2 separate regions of the Homo sapiens genome follow, and region 1 is linked to region 2. A link is a contact called in ENCODE Hi-C or POLR2A ChIA-PET data. All regions are on one chromosome and are shown on one strand. Each heading gives the region's core, a stretch centred on a gene start or an enhancer-like site at or near the end of the contact. The rest is flanking DNA. Distances are from core to core; before and after follow the strand shown. Region 1 overlaps TPCN2 (two pore segment channel 2). Region 2 overlaps CPT1A (carnitine palmitoyltransferase 1A).

Region 1 (2,833 bases), core at 334-2,833, 280 kb before region 2:
CTCCTGCCGCCCCTGCTGGGACGGCAGCCCGGACGTCACCTGCACAGCCACAGGTGCGGGTGCTGGCTCAGCCTCTCTGTGAGCTCATCCTCCCCGGGCTCCTCCAGAATATCCCTGTGGAATTGAGGAAAGATGCACACAGGGGCCTCTAAAGGAGGGAGACCCTGGCCTGCCCACAAGAACAAGGGAGCAGAGCTTAGCAACACATGCGAAGTGAGTGTCACAGGGACACAGAGACACGGGGACTCAGATGAGCCTCAGGATGGATGTAGCCACTAGAAATATCTACACGGCATTCTTAAAAGCCCAGGGGCCACGTCTTCCCACTGGCTGGCAGGACCGCAGGGCTTGGCTGCAGCAACTCGGCAGCCCCTGGTGGAAGGCACAGAGGCCCCACAGCAGGGCTGCCTCTGGGTGGTCACTTTTCTGGACTAGCAGAGGAACCATCTCAAAGCTGCCAGGAGAAGAGATGGGTGCGTTTTCCTCAGGTCCCTTGTTTACATCCAACAGGATCCAATGGACCCTGAAGGATGGTGCCTTAAATATGCCCAATCCAAGAGCAGGAGAGCAGGACAAAGGCTATGACGCCAGTGGCAGGAAGAAGAAGCCGCCCCGATCCCGGCTCTGAGCTGCTCTCCTAGAGCACAGGACCAAAGCCAGATAACCGGGCGGAGGGGGAGGACAGTCATCAGGGCCTGCCCGCCGCCTCAACCCCTCCACCCCCCAGCTCTTGGCTTCCCATCCCAGGGGGCCAGACAGAAGCGCCTTCCCCACCCACACACCTGAACAGGAGCTCCACAGTCATCTGGTAGGTGGCCTCTGGGGTCCCAGCAAGGGGCTGCAGGTGGCTGCGGGGGTCCCACTTGTGAAGGAAGTTCTGGCAAGCAGGAGGAGTGGCCAGTGAGTGTGGGCCCCGAATGAAAGCAGCCTTGCCCCATCCCCGGCCCCTCCAGGGTCAGCCACAGGGCACCCGCTGAGGGGGCTGAGCCATTCACCCTGGACACCCAGGCACAGGCCCCACGAGGCTGCTGGCTCCTCCTGGAGCCAATGTCCAAGTCCCTCCTTCAGCCCGACCTGGGGGCCTGAGAATCCCCACAGCCCAGATGTCAGGAGCACCCCCCAAGGCCCCAGCAGCCCAGATGTCAGGAGCACCCCCCAAGGCCCCAGCAGCCCAGATGTCAGGAGCACTCCCCAAGGCCCCAGCAGCCAGGGCGGGCAGCACTGAGCCCCACGGGAGGGGCTCAGCCTCACTCAGGACCCGCCTAACCCAGCACGACTCTCCCATCAAAGTTCCAGGCAGGCCCGGCCGGTGGCCTCAGGCCCATCGAGAGTGAATTAGAAACAAACGACCATGGAGAACAGCCTGGGTGGGGATCTCTGATACCTCCAGAATCAGGGCCAGAAACAGGTTGACCCAGATGACAGACGACACCAGCCACCACAATACAAAATAGATCTTGGACCACCTGCGGAGGACAGAGACCCACCCTGTGAACCACGATGAGCAAAGCAAGAGCACTCGATACAAACACCACTGCTGCGTGGCCAGGACAGCTCTCGGGCAGCCGGCCCACACACACCATGATGCAGAGCGCGTTACTATTTCCATCTCAGAAACAACCCAACTGAGGCCTAGAAACGTGCAACAAGCTGCCGAGGTAGCTAAGCCAGCAGGAGGCGGTGCTGGGATTAAAACCCAGGACCATCAGCTGGGGCCAGTCTGAGCTCTTCAAGCTCAGAGCTGAACTATCTCGTTCACTCAGCCTTCCCGGGGCTCCCCCACCCCCATGGAATTCCTCAGAAGCCCCAAACACACCAACGACCTCCAGGAGGTGTAAACCCAGAGTCACTGGCCACCATCCTGAGAGTCACGATGTGGCTATGCAGGGGGCAGGGACAAGGCAAGCCAGGATGCCACGCTGGCCGACTTCCCTGTCAAGGCCCGAGTCCCCGTCCCAGCCACGCTCCGGGCGTCCAGTGCAGATGCAGCGTGCCCGGAGGTGAGGGAACCCCCAGGCTGCACGGAGAATCACTGCCGTCAGGGAGACGAGGACTCACGGGCCTGAGTAGCGCCGATATGCATCCAGAAACACCTGCCAGTTGTTCACCACCATCAAGTTCCACAGAGTGACCAGGGCAGCCTGCGGGGGCAGAGACCAGCGGTCCAGGAGGGCCCAGGAGGTAGGGAGGGGAGGAGCCCGGGGAGCAGGGTGCTGGGACAGGGCGCAGGGCTCACCGCAAAGTCATCGAAGTTGTTGGCCCAGTACTCCAGCTGCTCGAAGCTCCCACAGGGCGCCGAGCCATTGGCAGGGGCCAGGCTGGGGAACACAACACACCTGGGTCAGGGGCGGGGGCTCCAGGTTCTGAGGCCTGATACCTTACACCCCTTTCCTCTGCTGGCGTGCTCAGCCTGGCCTGAAGGTACAAATTGGGATACAGAGGCTCAGAGGGCAGGGAAAGTGCTGCTCTGAGCAGGCCACGAGAAATGTGTTTAGCAGACTCCAGGCAAGGGCTCCTAGGAGAGGTGCGGAGCGGAGGTGGAAATTGGGGGTCGGGAAAAGGGGGTGGAGGGAGGAGACGAAGGAACTGGGAGAACACCCTCCCATCCTGAGATGCTGAGCCCACTGAGGCCACCGCCAAGGCTTCCCGCCCACCCCAGCACCCCTGAGACACTCCCTGTGGCACCTCGGACCCCACCTCACCTGCTGTTTCCAGGAAGAGCCACAATGACGCCTCTAAACAAGTTGATCCCAATGATGGCAAATACGTAGTAGACCACCTGGCGGGCCAGGAGCCGGGGACTGATCAGCCCCACCCATGGGTGCACCCACCA
Region 2 (2,878 bases), core at 45-2,544:
AGTGAGAAAGCATTCAGACAGGTGCAGGTGTCTGCCCAAGTCACAGGAAGAGGGAGCGGGGAAGCTAGAGTTCAAACCCAGCTCTGCGCAGCTCTGAAATCTGTGCTTTCTTCAGTGTAGCACTGAGGTCCCCCCACCCCCTGCCCCAGAAGCTTCTGTGAGACAAATGCGAGTGAACACCGCTGCTTTACCACCATTTGAACGTCCAGACAGTGGAACGCAGGGCAACTCAGCTTCCTCGTGCAGCCGTGACCCTTGGGCTTGGACACACATTTTACTTTCGGGTCTGAAAGCTCCACAGTGTCTCGGAAGTGTCCCTGCTGCCCCGTGCCAGACGTTTGATTCGATTTCTGTGCTGCTTGTTTACACCAATGGCATTTTTGCCATTTGGACACGGTGGTTCACACCTGTAATCCCAGGACTTTGGGAGACCGAGGTGGGTCGATCACCTGAGGTCAATAATAGCCACCAACTCCTCATAATTGGGCTTTGTTTTGGGGCCAGGAATTGCAGGTGGAAGGCACAATGCCGGGTCTGGGCTAAGCTAAAAAACGAAGCTCTGGATCTTTATAGTCACGCCTTCCAGGTTGTTTGCATATAAATATTGTTTAATCAGAAAGAAATAAGAAAATAAACCGGCAGAAAAAGAGACGTAAACGAAAACTCACTCACAGTTAACGGCTGAATTTGATTTTTTTTTGGAAATGGAGTTTTTGCTCCGTTGCCCAGGCTGGAGTGCGATGGTGCGATCTCGGCTCACTGCAACCTCCGCCTCCCGGGTTCAAGCAATTCTCCTGCCTCAGCCTCCTGAGTAGCTGGGATTACAGGTGTCCGCCACCATGCCTGGCTAATTTTTGTATGTTTTGTAGAGATGAGGTTTCACCATGTTGGCCAGGCTGATCTCGAACTATTGACCTCAGGTGGTCCACTCGCCTCGGCCTCCCAAAGTCCTGGGATTACAGGTGTGAGCCACCATGCCCAGCCTTGATTCTGATGACTAGAAATAAAAGATTAAGCAGATTAATGGTCTGAGTCTCCTGATGACAGCTTGAGCAAGTGCCCTGATTCCTGAACCTCTTTTTGCGAAGGGTCTGCAGAGGACCCCTCCACATCCTGTTCCTTCTCCAGGAAGCCCCTGGACCCTCCAGAGTCATCGAGCGTCCAGCTGAGTTGCTTGCAACCTTGAGGTAGCTCAGGAACGCTGGCTCAGGCCTCTATAAGAGTCTGCAAGAAACATAATAAAAGTTCCCAGTCATTTTAGCAGAAGCATGCCTGGCTGGGACGCCTGCCAGGTTCCTTGTCTGCCTGGGTACTGCTGTCATTGCTGTCACTCAGAAAGCAGCTGGCAGACCTGGGTGCTCAGGGCAGGCCTGGCTGCTCTCTTCCTTGAGGTCCCAGGACCCACAGGCCTGCGGTGGGTAGCTGCCTCCGAGCCTTGTGTCTGGAGCTGTTCCTACGTACTTTTCATTCTCTCATGGGGCTAATGAATATCTTCTTTTTTTTCTTTTTGAGATAGAGTCTCACTCTGTCACCCAGGCTGGAGTGCAGTGGTGCGATCTCGGCACACTGCAAGCTCCGCTTCCCAGGTTCAAGTGATTCTCCTGCCTCAGCCTCTTGAGTACCTGGGACTGCAGGCACATGCCACCATGCCCAACCAATTTTTGTATTTTTGATAGAGATGGGGTTTCGCCGTGTTGGCCAGGCTGGTCTTGAACTCCTGACCTCAAGTGATCCACCCGCCTTGTCCTCCCAAAGTGCTGGGATTACAGGCGTGAGCCACTGCACCCAGGCCAGTTCTTTAATTTACTCTCTAGTGTAGGCGCTCTCTTAAAACTGGATTATATATAGAAGTGTTGACTGTTTAAAGCCCTTAATAATCTGGGTCTTTGTAAGATTTGTTTCTTTGTACCTCTTAAACCTATTTTGGTAAACTGGGCCATCCCTGGCCTAAATTTAGAAAGGCCGGGTTAAGGGCCAACGTCTTCCAGCCTCATGGGCCATTTCCTGTCCTGGAGGGGATCTGCAGTATCTCTGGGCTGCTGCCTTCAAAAGTGGAGTCAGGCTGGGTGCGGTGGCCTGTAATTCCAGCACTTTGGGAGGCCGAGGCAGGAGGATTGCTTGAGCCCAGGAGTTCAAGATCAGCCTGAGCAACATAGTGAGACCCTATCTCTTAAAAAAAAGAAAGAATAAAAAAGTGGAGTCATCCGTGTCATGTGAGGTTTGTCTCTGAGTTTGTCCCCGACAGCCTTGTAAGGAGCATGTCCTTTCAAAGAAAGCTTTTTGCTAACGTTTTTTATCTGAGTGCCTCTATGTCTATACTTTTAAAAATCTTGAATGTGTCATTTATTTGTTTATGCTAAAATATTTTTATTTTTGCAAATCAAGTAAGTATATAGGTCTTTTTCTTTCAGTAATCTAAAATGTAGATTATCTAAAAGATAGCTTCTTAAATCCCTAAACCCAAGTTTGTTTATAGGTTAGATGACCAGAAAAGAGTGTATAGGTTTAAAGAAGAGACTACAGTGAAACTCCAGTGCTAGATTTCACGGGTTATAGAAAGATATACATTTTGGAGCAAAGAGTATATAACCTTGAAGATAATTTGTTTTTGTCCACTTAAATATTATGCAGTGTTAAATTAGTGGTTTTCTTTTTTTATTTCTTATTTTGAAGAAATATTTATTATTTTTTATTTTTATTATTTTTTATTTCTTATTTTATTTTCTTTTTTAAATTTTATTTTTGTATTGATGGGGTTTTGCCATGTTGTCCAGGCTGGTCTCGAACTCCTGGACCCAAGTGATCCACCCATCTCAGCCTCCCAAAGTGCTGGGATTATAGACTTGAGCCACTGCACCTGGCCAAATTAGTGCTTTTC

Evidence for each region. A loop is a pair of places that touch in the nucleus more often than their neighbours do. ChIA-PET counts read pairs that join two places held with the same protein, here RNA polymerase II (POLR2A). Pooled maps may share reads with other maps.
Region 1: a map of posterior vena cava shows a loop between it and region 2 (4-fold over the local background). The contact joins two enhancer-like sites. A Hi-C loop is called at or near these places in 1 of 168 maps with a recorded cell type or tissue (posterior vena cava) and 9 of 50 pooled maps. POLR2A ChIA-PET finds 5 or more read pairs at or near these places in 1 of 52 experiments (activated T-cell).

Annotation. Positions count from the first base shown.
Region 1 is chr11:69,085,156-69,087,988 of GRCh38, reverse strand. TPCN2 (two pore segment channel 2) reads right to left here. Exons shown (of 25, transcript NM_139075.4): 20 at 2,703-2,779; 21 at 2,237-2,318; 22 at 2,059-2,141; 23 at 1,385-1,466; 24 at 783-877; 25 at 1-114. The coding sequence ends at 36. Among named protein-coding and RNA genes, the nearest start is that of MIR3164, 3.4 kb to the right of the region's middle. RefSeq lists enhancers at 1,403-1,902, 1,903-2,404. Within about 2 kb of position 1,583, at least 8 of the 41 ENCODE cell types and tissues checked have a DNase peak (open chromatin) inside an H3K27ac peak, as active enhancers do.
Region 2 is chr11:68,808,809-68,811,686 of GRCh38, reverse strand. All of the region lies in intron 3 of CPT1A (carnitine palmitoyltransferase 1A), which reads left to right. Among named protein-coding and RNA genes, the nearest start is that of CPT1A, 32 kb to the left of the region's middle. Within about 2 kb of position 1,294, at least 8 of the 41 ENCODE cell types and tissues checked have a DNase peak (open chromatin) inside an H3K27ac peak, as active enhancers do.